Regions from separate parts of the Homo sapiens genome. Here regions 2 and 3 are each linked to region 1. Evidence: chromatin contacts called from ENCODE Hi-C or POLR2A ChIA-PET data. All regions are on one chromosome and are shown on one strand. Each heading gives the region's core, a stretch centred on a gene start or an enhancer-like site at or near the end of the contact. The rest is flanking DNA. Distances are from core to core; before and after follow the strand shown.

Region 1 (4,980 bases), core at 1,484-3,983:
GGAAATCTTTATTGTTTTCTGTATAAAAATGTCCATCAGATGAAGGTCAAAGGGGTTGGGGGCAGATGCTTATGCGGGAATAGCGAGGTGGCAGCCCCAGCAGCCTTTCAGCCCTCTCTCGTGCAGGCCTTGCTCGGAGTCCCAGGAGATCCACAGGTCCGGCATGAACAGTGAGAGGTCAGAGGTGGAAGGCTCAGCAGGAGAGGAGAGGAGGATCAGCAGAGGTCATGAGAAGGCCAGAATCCAGGGTCAGGCTGTCTGGAACAGGAAGTAAAATGGGCCGAGATGGAGCGAGCCCCCAGTGTGCTTCCAAGGCCACTCCCACCTCCCTGAAACACCCTGCTACGTACTGATCCAATGCCCTGCGCTGTGTATGAGAGCACCTTCTCTTCTGAAACCCCTATACAAGGGAGGGGCCCCTGCGGAGACCGTGCCCTGCCATCCAGGTGAGCCCTTTCTCCCCAACCCCGTCAGCTGTGTGGGAGGAGGAGGACTCCTACCCTGGTCGAAGTTGAGTTTCTTAGCTGGAGGAGTTTCTCCTAGCCCTTCAATATCCACCACGTCACTGTTGGCATCGGAGTCGTTCAGAGCACTGAGTGTCACATCTGGGAAGGGGGCATAAGCTAGGTTCTAGGTTCCCCTGACAGCCTCTCCCCCAGCCCCAAGCTTCCCAAAGCTTTGTGCCTCCTCTCCCCTCCCCTCTGCCCCTCTCTGGGAACCTCCACAGGGACAGGAAGAGAGACTGACCCTTCTTTGACCCAGGCCCAATTCTCTCACTAAACCTCAGATGGGACCTTTAACCCCTAGGCAGCAACTCCACAGCCCTCACCAGCCTTCTGTTTCTTTATGGGGGGACCCCCGGCCTCAGGGACACTGGAGCTGCTGGGAGGAGGGGCAGCTGGAGGAGGTGACAAGACACCAGATGCCACCTTCTTGGGCCCTTTCTTGGGTGACTCAGCTGGAAGGGGGATGCCAGAATCTTCATATACCTTGCGTTTCACAGTGGCCTTTATCTGGGCCCTGAAGAAAAGAGAGAAGAGGTTAGGAAAGGAGTCATCAGAGAGACTAACAGAAGAGGGGACGGGAGGGGAAGGGGTTCTGGGAGTCCCTTCATAAGAATCCAGGTCGGGGCCCCAACCCATTGGTAGGGTTCTCACTTTCTCGAAGTTTTACACTCACTCAGGATGGATGGAGTGTGGAGAGTGGAGTCCCTGAACTGAGTAGTGGGAAAGGCCCATCTCCTAATTCTCTTCTGGGAGAGACATCAGGTAGAGCTTGGTGATTTACAGGTGGATTGAGATTTACTGATCAACTAGTTCAGGGTCACCATATCCCTGGAAACACTGCAGTGGGGTCCTCAAACATTTATATAAATAACCAGGGGACTTCCATCATCAAATACAATAACAGCATCTCAGGCAACCTAAATTCACATTCTTGGAAGGATTACCACAGCATTTTAGGAACTTCTGACCAACTGTGACAATTCTATTCTTTCAGTCCTCAAGGGGATTCTAAAAAACTAGTGACAAAGTAGGGAAGCAGCTGAGCTGGAAAGGAGTTCTGAGGACGATGGAACCTTGGGTAAGGAGGAAGAAGGCTGCCCACCCGCCCTTTTCTGGCAGCCACCCTCCCTCACACTGTCCGTTCCTTGATGACACAGCTGATGTGATTAAGATCGTCCCCAAATCGCTTCACAGCAGCCCTCAGCATCTCTATTTCCGTCTCCGTCCACTTCGCACTGTCAGAAGGGGAGAGGGGGGATAGCAAAAATGGGAGGGGGGGTGTGGAGCCCGCCCACAGGCTATGCATCCCACAGCCAACCAGCCGCCTCCTTCCGATTTCTGGGACCCCTTCCACGGATGCATAAAGAGGTCCTCCGTAAGGGGAGGCGGAAAGCTCTTGAGGCCCTGCGGGAACCGGGAGGACCCCAATCACAAGAAATCACAACCACCTCCACCTTAGACACCCCTTTCCACCATCAACGTTAAACGGCTGCTGTACACAGCACACTGAAACCAACTCGCCAGGAAGGGCTTTTCAAAACAGACCCACCAACACAGCCTGCAGCCGTCTGGGGGAATTCCATGAACTGGGGTGGTTGGGAGTGGCGGTGGTTTGTGGTCGACCCGTTCGCAGCAGGGAGAACTGTGAAACAGGAGTCTGGGCTATGGGCCTGTCTGTATTTTTATCTGTCATTCATTCCCTCACCCAACGATCATTTATTAACACCGACTCTGTGCTGTGCCACGCACAAAGGGAAACTAATGTCTGTCCCTGTGCTAGAGAGGGTCCGTGTCTGTGACCGAGTCCAAGCGCCCGCTCTCAGCGTCCACGTCCCAGTCCGGGCTCACGTACCCCGCAGGAGAAGAGTCGGCCACGGGATGCAGCTGCATCGTCAGCTCCCCGAGCTTCGTGAAGGCGGCGCCGGCCGCCGAGAAGATCTCTCCGACCTGGGGGCGGGGCAGCGTCACGGGGGGCCGGCGCCCGCCCTCCCCGTCCCGCCCGGAGCCCCTAGCCCCACCCCAGGCTCGGCTCCCGCCCGCCCCCCGCCCGGGGCGGAAGAGCCGCGAGCCAAGTGGGGGGCCCGCCCTCCCGTGGCCGCCAGGGAGCGCTGTCCGCGAGGGAGGTCGAACCTTTGTGGACGCTGACGTCATGGCCCCGCGCGCCTCCTCACGGAGACGCCGCCGCCGCCGCTACACGCGAGCCGGGACCACGGAGAGCAGGGAGACTGAGCGGCTCGGGCCCCCGCGCAGGAAGTCCCGCCCTCCCCGCAGCGGATAGGCTCAACCCGGCGGCTCCCCGCCCCATCAGACGCAGTCGCTTAGACCGCTCGGCGCGCCCAGTCGATGGGGAAAGCCTTCGCCTCACTTCCGCGCCACACTTCGCTCCACTTCCGCTCAGACATCGGGACTTTCCAGGCAGAGGCCGACCTCTAGTCTCAGCCCCGTGCTCGCCCCCACTCAAGCACAGACACAGGGCTGAAGAGAGCAGATTCTCTTTATTGAGATACGGGACACAGCGAAGGGTGGAGAAACGGAACAGCCCCCCAGCCTCAGCCCTCTCCACGGGGGCCGGATGCCAGAGATGGGAGAAGGGATTCAGTCTCTCGCCCGGGAAACCCAGTCCCGCAGAGGGCGCCGGCAAGGGTGGGACGCGACCTGGGTGACACGGTGCAGGGAGTCTTTAAATAGAGGAGGGGCTGGAGCGGGGAAACGCGCCGGGGCCCTAGCGCACCATGTATTCCTTGCGCTTATTGAGCCGAACTTGGCAGAAAGAGAAGCCTCCGAGGAGGAGGTAAAGGCCTGCAGCGATGAAACAGTTGTAGCTGACTTGCTCGTAAAGGTTGTATATGTTCTGGGGGCCATTCCTGGGGGTGGGAATGAAGCAAAGGGGTCAAACTTTAATAGGAGCCAACATTTTCTGAGCACTATGTGCCCGACACCTGTTTAGGCGCTGTTACGTGTATTACTTTATTCAATCTTCTTGACCATCCTATGGGGTGAGATCTGTCATAGCCATTTTGCAGAGGTGGACTGAGAAGCACAGAAAAGTAAAATACCTAAAGAGGTCACACCTAAGGTGGTGGGTTTGGGATGGCCGCTGAGGTCTGACTCCCTGGCTCCTAACCACATTCTCAAGAAAGCCGCTCTCCTCTCCAAGTCCTCTAACCTAGGGGCCCTAAGCACCGGGCCTCCCAGACGTAATTCTGACCCTAGGCCTCGCCACCTCCCACCTGCTCCCAGCCCGCCTCCCCCACCCGAATACTTACTCAAAATCTTTCTCCGTGAAGGGAACGTCCTCAATCAACACAGCGGAATGGACATTGAAAAATATTCCGAGCATTATCTGGAAAAGGGGAATGGGTAGACTGTTGAATTCAGGCACCTGACCTCATGTTCACTTCGTAAACCCCTCCCATTTCCAATGTTGCTACAACACCCGAGCCTGAGATTAACCAAAACGAGGTGGTGGTTACTGGATTCGGACTCAGCCACCTGGAACAGGGCGTGAGGTGGTGACATTGAGACAAGTGGTCGAGGCAAGGGTGGGAATAGTGACCAAGCCATCTCTCCCAGGAACCCAGATTATCGTCCTCTCTGGAGGCGTCATCATCACGGGACAGTGCGGAAGAGGGGAGGGAGAACCGGCACTTCTTCATATCATTTCTTCTTGAAGTGGCGGTGGGTGGATTACTGGGAAAACAAGGCCCAGCTACACATTTCTGGAACAAGCACTCTCTTTTCCTCCCATGTCCTCCATTCAACTCAAGCACCTCTCAGGCACCCCGCTCTTGTTTCTCCTACCTTGAGGGGTCTCCACCTTTACCAGCCCTGGCTCCTCCCACTCCAGGGCCCTCCGCTCCAGTTCCCTTTTTTCTTTTTCTTTGGGGACGGAGTCTCGCTCTGTCACCCAGGCTGGAGTGCAGTGGCGCGATCTCGGCTCACTGCACCCTCCGCCTCCCGGATTCAAGCGATTCTCCTGCCTCAGCCTCCTGAGTAGCTGGGATTACAGGCGGGCGCCACCACGCCCGGCTAATTTTTGTATTTTTATTGGAGACGGGGTTTCACCATGTTGGTCAGGCTGGTCTCGAACAGTTCCCATTTTTCAATTTCAGTCTGTCTCCTTCTCCGGGGCCTGTAGATCCCCGGCCCCTCCGGCCTGCCTGCGGCCCAGAGTTTCCTCGCCTCCCAGCCCTCCCAGCCCGGAGCCCCTCAGGCCCTCTCCGATCCTTGCCGGGGAGTCCCCTCACCAACATGATCACTCCCCAGGCGCTGAGGACGATGCCGCAGGCGGCCAGCTTCGGCCCACAGCACAGGAGCGACGCCATAAAGAAGGGAGTCGGGGATCGCCGAGGTGCAAGCGGGCTCGGAAAGCGGTGGGAGAAAGCCCAGGATGCCCTCGCAGGGGGGCAGAGGGGGCGTGGCCCCGGCCTCAACCATCCCATCCGGGGGCGGCAGGCGGAAAAGGCTGGGCTCC
Region 2 (4,980 bases), core at 46-2,545, 2.2 Mb after region 1:
ACTCGATTGGCGATGTAGGACCTGCAGGATGGCAGAATAGTGAGGAAAGGAGCCCACCTGTCTTCCACCTCCATCCCATCACTACCCACTCTCTTAGGGCTCAGGGATAGGATGTCCAGTATTGCCTTTTTTTCCTTTTTCTTTGAGATGGAGTCTCGCTCTGTTGCCCAGGCTGGAGTACAGTGACGCGATCTCTGCTCACTGCAACATCCACCTCCTGGGTCCAAGCGATTCTCTAGCCCTAGCCTCCCAAGTAGCTGGGACTGCAGGCACGCACCGCCACGCACGGCTAATTTTTGTATTTTTTAGTAGAGACGGGGTTTCGCCATGTTGGCCAGGCTGGTCTCGAACTCCTGACCTCAGGTGATCCACCCGCCTCGGCCTCCCAAAGTACTGGGATTACAGGCGTGAGCCACCGTGCCTGGCCTCCAGTATTGCTTATTCTCATCCAAACTGAAGCGGGCTGGAGAACAGACTTTTGTAAGGATTCCACTAACGAGTGAGGGGAACTGAAAGTAACAAAAGTTGGGACAAATCTTTATCTCCAGAGAGAGAAGAAACCTCTCTTCCCACAGTGGTCTGTGGAGGCAGGCAGGGTGGGCTGGCAGGCAGGAAAGGAAAAGGAAGATGGGAAGACCTTTCACAAATCTGTCCTGAGCTCACCCAGTGGTTGTTCTGGAGTCCGCCCCCAGAACCACGCCCCCGTCAAACTGCACGGCCATGATAGTGGTCTGGGAAAAGGGAAAAAGGAGTAAGTCTACATTCTCCAGCAGACACAAACCTCAATGATCTCTCTACCTAGTTCCAAAAATACAAAATCTGTCCGTCGCTGAACCATTTTCAAATCTTATAGGGGCCTCAGCACCCCGCAGAATACCAGAATGCCAACCCTCAAATCTCAAAAGACTCATCCCGTACTTAAGCCCAAGATCCTCACTAGCCTCGCAGGATTTCAGAATTTCAAACTTCAGCCCACCCTCCACCTCCCACTACGAAGCTACCGCACCACTCCACCATCTTCGGGGTACCTCTCCCCATTCCTGGAGCACAACACATTCCACCTCCTCTCCACCCCTGCCAGATCTCTCAACCCCACTCAGGCTTTATCTTCCCATCGCGTCAGGCCTTGTGCACGTCCTATGAACCCCGATTCCTTCCTCACCCCAGTGGAAACTTCTCGGCTTTCCCAGTCTGGAGTGAACGCCTCCGGCCCCCAAGCCGGTGCTGGCCCGGCTCCCCGAGCAGCTAGTAAGGTAGCCGCCATCTTTCTCCTCCGGTACTGCCTCAAAGCAACTGTCGTAAAGCGCTCTGTCACGCTCTTTGGTCGCGCTTTGAGGCCTTCTGGGAGCGAAGCTACTCCGAGGTTGACGGCAGAAGGGAAAAGAAAAGTACAGTACTGCATGGGGACGGTTCTTTTGCGACAGTGAGCACTTGATGGCAGCGTGGCAAGCAACAAACAAAACAAGAAAGTCAGCAAAACCCCCCCCCCAAAAAACCAAAAAAAACCCAAAAACCGTTCGGCACTTTGGGAGGCTGAGGCGGGCGGATCATGAGGTTAGGAGTTCAAGACCAGCCTGGCCAACATGGTGAAACTCCTTCTCTACTAAAAAATACAAAAATTAGCCGGGCGTGGTGGGGCGCGCCTGTAATCCCGGCTACTGGGGAGGCTGAGGCAGGAGAATCGCTTGAGCCTGGGAGGCGGAGGTTACAGTGAGCCGAGATCACGCCACTGCACTCCAGCCTGAGCGACAGAGCAAGACTGTCTCAAAACAAAAGCAAAAACAAAACAAAACAAAAAACAGTCCTAGTGGCTTGCGCCGTACCGATCTTATGGAGTTACAGTCCAAAGGGCCCACAAAATAAACCTGAGAGTCTTTGGGCTAAAGTGACCACACCATGTTTTCATTTCTTTTAGTTATATACTTAGGAGTATATGCTGGCAGAGGAATTTATGGGTTCTATGATAACTGTATGTTTAACATTTTGAGCAACCGACAAACTGTTTTCCACAGAAACTGCACCATTTTACATCCCTACAAGCCATGTGTGAGGGTTCCAATTTCTCCACATCCTCACCAACACTTGTTATTGTGCATTTTTTTAGTTATAGCCATTCCAGTGGGTGTGAAGTGGTACCCTGTGGTTTTCATTGGTATTTTTCTAATGATTAGTGATGCTGAGCATATTTCCATGAGATAATTGGCCATTTGTATGTCTTTTTTGATGCAATGTTTTTTCAAGTTCTTTGCACATTCTAAAATTGGGATATGTCTTTTGTTTAATATATTTTTGGGGTTTAATTTTTTTTTTTTGAGACGAGGGTGGGGTGTGTGTGTGGGGTGGGTTTGTCTTGCGGTGTTTCCCAGGCTGGAGTGCAGATGGGATCATGGTGCACTATATCAGCCTCGAACTCCTGGGCTCCAGTGATCCTCCCGCCTCAGCTTCTCAAGTAGCTGGGACTACAGGTGTGTGCCACTGAACCCAGCTCTATTTGTCTTTTTTTTTTTTTTTTTTTTTTTTTGAGACGGAGTCTCGCTCTGTCGCCCAGGCGGGACTGCGGACTGCAGTGGCGCAATCTCGGCTCACTGCAAGCTCCGCTTCCCGGGTTCACGCCATTCTCCTGCCTCAGCCTCCCGAGTAGCTGGGACTACAGGCGCCCGCCACCGCGCCCGGCTAATTTTTTTTGTATTTTTAGTAGAGACGGGGTTTCACCTTGTTAGCCAGGATGGTCTCGATCTCCTGACCTCATGATCCACCCGCCTCGGCCTCCCAAAGTGCTGGGATTACAGGCGTGAGCCACCGCGCCCGGCCTCTATTTGTCTTTTTATACTGGTGTGATCTCGGCTCACTGCAGCTTCCGCCTCCCGGGTTCCAGCAATTCTCTTGCCCCAGCCTCCCAAGTAGCTGGGATTACAGGCATGCGCCACCATGCCCGGCTAATTTTTGTATTTTTATTAAAGAGATGGGGTTTCGCCATGTTGGCCAGGCCGGTCTCGAACTCCTAACCTCAGGTGATCCTCCCGCCTCGGCCTCCGAAAGTGCTAGGATTACAGGCATGAGCCACTGTGCCTGGCTCTATTTGTCTTTTTATTGTTGAGTTGTAAGGGTCCTTTTTAATATTCTAGGTACTAGAAACATCAGATACATGATTTGAAAATATTTTCTCCCATTGGATTGTCTTTTCATGTCCTTCATTGGTGTTCTTTGAAGCATGAAAGTTTATAGTGCCAGCTCTTACATTTTTAGGTCTGTGGTCCATTTTGAGTTAATTTTTGTATGTGATGTGAAGTAGAAGTCCAAATCCATGCTTTTGCATATGGATAGTCAGTTAGTTGTTCCAGCACCATTTGTTGAAAAGACCTGCCGGGTGCAGTGGCTCACGCCTGTAATCCCAGCACTTTGGGAGGCTGAGGCAGGCGGATCACGAGGTCAGGAGACTGAGACCATCCTGGCTAACACGGTGAAACCCCTCTACTAAAAATACAAAAAAAAAATTAGCCGGGTGTAGTGGTGGGCGCCTATAGTCCCAGCTACTCGGGAGGCTGAGGCAGGAGAATGGTCTGAGACCAGGAGGCGGAGCTTGCAGTGAGCCGAGATCGGGCCGCTGCACTCCCAAGCCTGGGCAACAGAGCAAGACTCCGTCTCAAAAAAAAAAAAAAAAAAAAAAAGACTGTCTCCCCATTGAATGATCTTGGCACCCTTGTTAAAAATCATTGACCATACATGTATGGACTTACTTCTGGATTCTCAGTTTTGTTTCATTGATCTATATGTCTATCCTATGCCAGTATCATATTGTCTCTATTACTGTAGCTTTGTAGTACTTCTTTTCTTTTCTTTTCTTTTCTCCTTTTCTTTTCTTTCCTTCCTTCCTTCCTTCGTTCTTTCTTTTCTTTTCTTTCTTGACAGATCTTGCTCTGTCACCCAGGCTGGAGAACAGTGGCGTGATCTTGGCTCACTGCAACTTCCACCTCCCAGGTTCAAGCAGTTCTTTTGCCTCAGCCTCTGAAGTAGCTGCGACTACAGGCGCCTGCCACCACGCCAGGCTAATTTTTGTAATTTTAGTAGAGACGGGGTTTCACCATATTGGCCAGGCTGGTCTCAAACTCCTGACCTCGTGATCTGTCCGCCTCGGCCTCCCAAAGTGCTGGGATTACAGGCGTGAGCCACTGCGCCCGGCCCTTTAATTTCTTTTAACAGTGTTTATAATAGTTTTCAATATATAGGTCTTGCACTTCTTTGGTTAAATTTGTTCCCAAGTATTTTATTCTTTTTGATGCTGTTATAAGTGACATTGTCTTCTTAATTTCATTTTTGGATTGTTCATTGCTAGTACATAGAAATACAACTGATTTTGGTTTTGATCTTGTATTCTGCAACTTCATTGAACCATTTATTAGTTCTTTTTGTTTGTTTGTTTGTTTTGTTTTTGAGACAGTCTTACTCTGTTGCCCAGGCTGGAGTACAGTGGCGCAATCTCGGCTCACTGCAGTCTCCACCTCCCGGGCTCAAGCAGTTCTCCTGTGAGTGCCACCATGCCCAGCTAATTTTTGTATTTTTAGTAGAGATGGAGTTTCACCATGTTGGTCAGGCTGGTCTTGAACTCCTGACCTCGTGATCTGCCTGCCTCAGCCTCCCAGTGTTCGGATTACAGGCGTGAGCCACCGTGCCTGGCCATTTATTAGTTCTAAAAGTTTGTGTCTATATTCTTTAGGGTTTTTCTATATAAACCATCATATCATCTGCAAATAGAGATAATTTTATCTCTTCCTTTCCAATCTGGATGCTTTTTATTTCATTATCTTGCCCAGTTGCTCTGGCTAGTTACTTCAGCACAATGTTGAATAGATTGGCAAAAGCAGACATCTTTGTCTTGTTTCTCATTTTAGGGGAAAAGCTTAGGAGAAAGCTTAGGGAAAAGTCTTTCATCATTGAGAGTGCTGTTAGCCCTGGGTTTTTCACAGATGCCTAGGCAGGGGA
Region 3 (4,980 bases), core at 1,044-3,543, 2.0 Mb after region 1:
CCCCTCTGCACTTATAGCCCCCTTTTTGTTCTTCACAGCCCCACTTGGCTGGAGGAGCAGCACATTCCACCCATGCTGGTAAGACAGACCCTCTGCCGTTTAACATTTCTCTGTTAAAATTGCACCCACTGCTGTCCTGTCCCAAGCTCTCCTTATTACCGCTTCCCTCTGTTATTCCCCAACCAGTGCACTGACCAGGCCTTCCTTTCTATGAATCAGTCATCATGTTTTCGAGATCACAGGGGTCTTCCCAAGACCCCAGACTCCCTACCTAGTTCAATCCAAGCTCCCTTGAGAGAGCCAGTTCTTCTTTCTAGCTCTTTTTCCCCATTCTCTGGCACAGAGAGCCACTGGTTGCTCCCAGCTTGGTCTGTATCCTCCTGAGCAGCTCCCACCCCCTGAAATGCTTTGGAGAAGAAAGAAGAGGAGGCCATGTTTGGAAGGAATGCAGCAGCAGGGCCTTGGGGGAGTCCCCGCCCGGGTGAGGGCTGTCACTTACCACCTGGAGGACCTAAGAAGGCGTCAGAGCATCATCAACGAGTAAGGAAGGGAGACATCTGGGTTCTGGGAGTCATGCAGGATTTGGGGGCAGAACAGTTTGAGCTAAGGAAGGGGTTGACAGCTTTGAGGGGAGGTTTGAGGGGAGCTTTGAGGGGAGGTTGCTTGGAAGGAAGCTGTGGGCTTTGGTGTGATTGAAACAGATTTCTGTAATATGGAAAGAAGGAGGGAACTGCAGTAAGGAGGATGAGCCACATGAGCTGGAAGGAGTGGAAACTAGATCACTGAAGACAGGAAAGCAAACCATAGAACTGGAGGACAGTGGGGAGGTTGGGGTCACCTCTGGGTTCCTAGACAATATGCTTCAGTCTGAGGGGAGCAGAAAATTGGGAGTGGAGGGTTAAAGGTCAAATGACAACTCCCTGGAGTCCCAGCAGGAAGTATTTCAGAACAGAAAGGTGAAGAATGGAGAGACAGGAAGCCTGGCCTCCAGGCACTTCTCTCCTCAGCCTAAAGTCTCCACAGACTGAAGAAGGCCCAGTGGGGCAGCTCTGGGGCTGCATCTGAGCCAGTGGTGCTTGGCGAAGAGGGCTGTGGATTCCCCAGCACCAATGAATACCCTGATCTGGAAGAGGAGAGAGCAACCTATCCACAGGAAGAGGACCGTTTTCTCACTCCTGGCAGGGCCCAGGTATTGTTGGAGTGGAACTGGGTGGAGTGAGGGAGTGATGTGGGTCTCTGGTCTTGCATGGAGATGCAGAAGCTGAGAGCCAGGCTGGAGAGCTGGATTTGAGAGAAACAAAAATAACGTAGGTGAGAACCAGAGACTTCGAGGTACCTAAGCTTGGGTACTAGGAAATCTGGAAAGAAGACCTACTTTTCCATTTTCTTTTTCAATTTCTCTCATCTTGACAGCTGCTTTGGTCTCCCTGGAGCCCCCTGGATCAGGAGGAGGCTTGTGCCTCCAGGCAGCTGCACTCTCTGGCCTCGTTCAGCACTGTCACAGCCAGAAGGAACCCCCTTCACAATCCCTGGGGGATGGAGTTGGCAGCGTCTGAAGAGTAAGGAGAAACCACCGATGCCGAGAGGCTAGTGGTGCCCCAGGGACCCAAGACTAGTTCCGTCACTAGAGTCACCCTCATTGCTGACATGAAGGCGTTTCCCCTTCCTTCGTCTCTCCAACTGCCTTTCCCATCCTCTGAACTAGGCATTAACAGCCCCCGTGGGCTCCCATCTCAACCCACCGCTCTCACAGGAGCACCCCAAGTCCTGTTTTCCTCCAGGCCCCGCTCCTGGCCTTGTATTCTCTCTGCTCTGTTATTAAAAAGCAAGCAAGTGGAGCCCGAGTTGTCTTTCTTCTTGGGATGCAGCGATGGAGAGGCCAATGGGGAAGGAGGGCTCCTTTCGCTTTCTCGAGGACCCAGCTACAATGAAGTCGGGCTGGGTCCCCAGACAAGGAGTCTTGTCCGAGGCGAGAAGGGTCCTGCTCCCAGTCCAGCGTTCCTCGCCCGGCCCCTCGGGTTCCAGCACTGGTGGGCTGCCCCCGCCCCGTTCTCTCGAACTGGGAGTCAGTCGGCCGAGCTTCCGCCTCCAGGACCCTGGAATCCTGCCCCTCAGTGCTGCTGCCCTTTTGGGGACTTCCCAGCAGTCTGTCCCTCGGCCTGGCTCAGAGCCCTAGAAGCCGAGTCCCTCTGCCCAGCGCCCCACCCAGAACTCCACGTGTGCTGACCCCAGGTTCCCTTCCTGACCCTCATCCCCTTAATTGGGAGGCCCCGCCCCGTGCGCAGTGACGTTAGACGCCGCTGTCAGCCGGCGCTGGGGGGGGTCGGTGTGGGGTAGAATGGCCGCTGCCGCCGTCACCCGCGGGACCCCGGGAGGTAAGAGCCAGGGCCTCTCGCCCGCCTCTCCGCCCCCGCGCCAGAGGGCGCAGCTCCTCCAGGTCCCGACGCGGAGCGCCGCGCCAGGGACCACCGTCCCTCTTCCCGGTTCGCCCTCACCTCCCGCTTCCGTCCTCCTCCCCCGCGCCAGGGGGCGCCGCTCACCGCAGGGCCCCACGGCGGACCAGCGCGTGCCGGGGACTGTCCCGGAGACCCCCGCACCCGGCACCTGCACTGTCCCTCGCCCACCGCGTGCCCGCGGACTCTGCTCCCGGCTTCTCCAGAACATCCCTCTATGCGGGCGGGACCCTCCCACCTCGGAGGTTCTCCTGGGACCACCACTCCGCCGGGGGGCCGCCCAGAGTGCCAAGCGTCCGATCCGGCGCCGCCCAAGTGCAGCCCAAGGACCCGCTCCCGCTCCGCACCCTGGCAGGCTGCCTAGCCAGGACTGCGCACCTGCGCCCTGGGGCGGAGTCCTTACCCCAACCCCAGCTTCACTGCACATAGCCGAGCCCGACGGGCCTCCTCCCATCTCCATCCTGGACACCTGGCGGAGCCCGTGCTGAGAGCCTCCGCCAGCTCCCATCTGTTCCCCGAGGAGGGCGGGGGGCTCAGGCTGGAGCCAGAGCGGTAGATGGGGTAGGCTAGGCCTGGAGGCCAGGGGAGGCAGAGGCGTTTGGGGAGAGGGAGCTACGTAGAGAGGGCTGTCAGCCGGAGGGTGGGTTGTCCTGAGGGTGGGAATCTGGGTGTCTGGCCCAGATTCTATCAGGTCCTAACCAACCTGGAGGAGAGAATAGGTTAGGTTCAGTTATCAGATCTGCCCTTCCCCTTGGAAAAATCAAACAGAGAAGGAACTCAGGGCGTGTCTTCTAAAGGCCTAGCTTCTACCGGAGGTAGAATCTCCTGCCCTGCCCCCAGGATCCAGGCTCTCTTGCCAAACCATCCTCCAAGGACCGGATGGCCTGAGTCCCAACCCCCAGGACCTGACCCAACCATAGCCCCAGTCTGTGCAAAAGCTCAAGGTTTAGGGCCTCTGAGGCCCAAGCCCTGCCAGTCTTCTCCCCGCTCCCCCACCCCAACCCATTTCTTCCTGCTCACTCTTCCTGTCCAGTCTGCTCACTCATATTGGCTCCGGGCACTGTGTGTTGTTCTCTCTTCTACTGTCACATCACAGTCAGCCCCTCCCTCCCTTTCCTCATCCTTCCCAGATACTATGACCCAGTTCTATACCCACTCCCTACCTCATACTTCTCATCCTGGATTAATGTGGGGGCTTCTGCCATGACCTTGTTCTCTCCCTTCCCAGCACAGACTCCCCCTCCCCCCGGCCCCTCAGGCCGGGGGTGACCTTGCCCCCTGGAGCCCTCACCATGAATACCAAGGACACCACCGAGGTTGCTGGTAAGTTCACAAACCAGGTTCCCAATGTGGCCACAGCCTTTCGTTCTCCCCACGCTTTAGTGGCCCTCTAATTCTTGGATTTTCTGTTCTCCTTAGTGAGGTTTCAGTTTTCCCCAGTGCTCTGTATTGCCTTCAGCCCTTTCCCCTTGGACTATCACAGGGATGCCCCAGGGTAGCACACTAAACCCTCCCTTCTAATTCCCTTTAGAAAACAGCCACCACCTGAAGATCTTTCTCCCCAAGAAGCTGCTGGAGTGTCTTCCTCGCTGCCCGCTGCTGCCTCCAGAGAGGCTACGGTGGAATACAAATGAGGTTTTCTAGGGAGGCTGGGGGTTGGGGCCCAGCAAGACCTAGTAGGCTGGAGGAGGGTGAGTGGGGGGTCTTTCCGTGTCTGTCAACACTCCTAAGTGCAGAGCACCATTCTAAGCTCTTTGGGGATCCTAGGAGAGGTATAAAAACATGGATCTTGGCCGGGCATGGTGGCTCATGCCTGTAATCCCAGCACTTTGGGAGGCTGAGGCGGGTGGATCATCTGAGGTCAGGAGTTCAAGACCAGCCTGGCAAACATGGTGGAACCCCGTCTCTACTAAAAATACAAAAAGCAGCCAGGCGTGGTGATGTACGCCTGTAATCCCAGCTACTCGAGAGGCTGAGGCGGGAGAATTACTTGAGCCAGGGAGGCGGAGGCTGCAGTGAGCTGAGATCACGCCACTGCACTCCAGCCTGGGTGACAGAGTGAGACTCCGTCTCAAAAACAAAAACAAAAAGACATGGATCTTGAAGGAGCCCTCTTTTCTGTGGCATAGCCACCTGGGTAAAAACAAAAGCTACTGCCAGTAAAGTATTCCTTACATACTGGGCACCGTGCTAAACATTTGGCCTGCCTTGTCTCATTTAATCCTCTAACGGTTCTATAGAGCAAGCCCTGTTATTGCTCCTATGTTATTGATGAGGAAACTGATTTACCTCATAGTTTATCTAACTTACTCCAGGGCCTTTTTTTTTGAGACGGAGTCTCGCTCTTGTTGCCCAGGCTGGAGTACAATGGCGCGATCTTGGCTCACTGCAACCCCCGCCTCCTGGATTCAAGTGATTCCCCTGCCTCAGCCTCCCAAGTAGCTGGGATTACAGGCATGTGCCTCCACGCCCGGCTAATTTTTGTTTGTTTTTTTTTTGAGATGGAGTCTCGCTCTGTCGCCCAGGC

Evidence for each region. Hi-C counts contacts between places; a loop is a spot of excess contacts on that map. ChIA-PET counts read pairs that join two places held with the same protein, here RNA polymerase II (POLR2A). Pooled maps may share reads with other maps.
Region 2: a map of tibial artery shows a loop between it and region 1 (8-fold over the local background). The contact joins the promoter of PSMB6 here to the promoter of BACC1 in region 1. A Hi-C loop is called at or near these places in 2 of 168 maps with a recorded cell type or tissue (ascending aorta and tibial artery) and 10 of 50 pooled maps. POLR2A ChIA-PET finds 5 or more read pairs at or near these places in 1 of 52 experiments (GM12878).
Region 3: a loop to region 1 is called in a map with no recorded cell type, with 6 times the contacts of the local background. The contact joins the promoter of CAMTA2 here to the promoter of BACC1 in region 1. A Hi-C loop is called at or near these places in 1 of 168 maps with a recorded cell type or tissue (ovary), 1 of 37 single-sample maps with no recorded cell type and 5 of 50 pooled maps.

What each region holds. Positions count from the first base shown.
Region 1 is chr17:7,012,535-7,017,514 of GRCh38, reverse strand. BACC1 (BPTF associated chromatin complex component 1) reads right to left here and starts at 2,733. Exons shown (of 6, transcript NM_174893.4): 1 at 2,637-2,733; 2 at 2,359-2,453; 3 at 1,640-1,741; 4 at 830-1,020; 5 at 501-605; 6 at 1-254. The coding sequence starts at 2,657. The coding sequence ends at 250. RNASEK (ribonuclease K) reads right to left here and starts at 4,891. Exons shown (of 3, transcript NM_001004333.5): 1 at 4,754-4,891; 2 at 3,773-3,849; 3 at 2,983-3,370. The coding sequence starts at 4,831. The coding sequence ends at 3,229. RNASEK-C17orf49 (RNASEK-C17orf49 readthrough) reads right to left here. Exons shown (of 8, transcript NR_037717.1): 1 at 4,758-4,980; 2 at 3,773-3,849; 3 at 2,637-3,370; 4 at 2,359-2,453; 5 at 1,640-1,741; 6 at 830-1,020; 7 at 501-605; 8 at 1-254. It overlaps MIR497HG (mir-497-195 cluster host gene), which reads left to right. Exons shown (of 3, transcript NR_038310.1): 2 at 127-446; 3 at 1,501-1,697. RefSeq lists enhancers at 308-1,507, 1,920-2,420, 2,891-3,020, 2,771-3,271, 4,451-4,630 and 2 more and a silencer at 2,351-2,800.
Region 2 is chr17:4,792,479-4,797,458 of GRCh38, reverse strand. It overlaps PSMB6 (proteasome 20S subunit beta 6), which reads right to left and starts at 1,295. Exons shown (of 6, transcript NM_002798.3): 1 at 1,163-1,295; 2 at 664-731; 3 at 1-21. The coding sequence starts at 1,264. RefSeq lists enhancers at 982-1,511, 938-1,536.
Region 3 is chr17:4,984,988-4,989,967 of GRCh38, reverse strand. It overlaps CAMTA2 (calmodulin binding transcription activator 2), which reads left to right and starts at 2,293. Exons shown (of 23, transcript NM_015099.4): 1 at 2,293-2,375; 2 at 3,682-3,776; 3 at 3,985-4,088. The coding sequence starts at 3,746. INCA1 (inhibitor of CDK, cyclin A1 interacting protein 1) reads left to right here. Exons shown (of 7, transcript NM_001394789.1): 4 at 39-78; 5 at 344-540; 6 at 1,024-1,189; 7 at 1,414-1,838. The coding sequence ends at 1,563. CAMTA2-AS1 (CAMTA2 antisense RNA 1) reads right to left here and starts at 2,224. Exons shown (of 3, transcript NR_187235.1): 1 at 1,743-2,224; 2 at 1,376-1,552; 3 at 23-1,281. RefSeq lists a silencer at 2,274-2,813.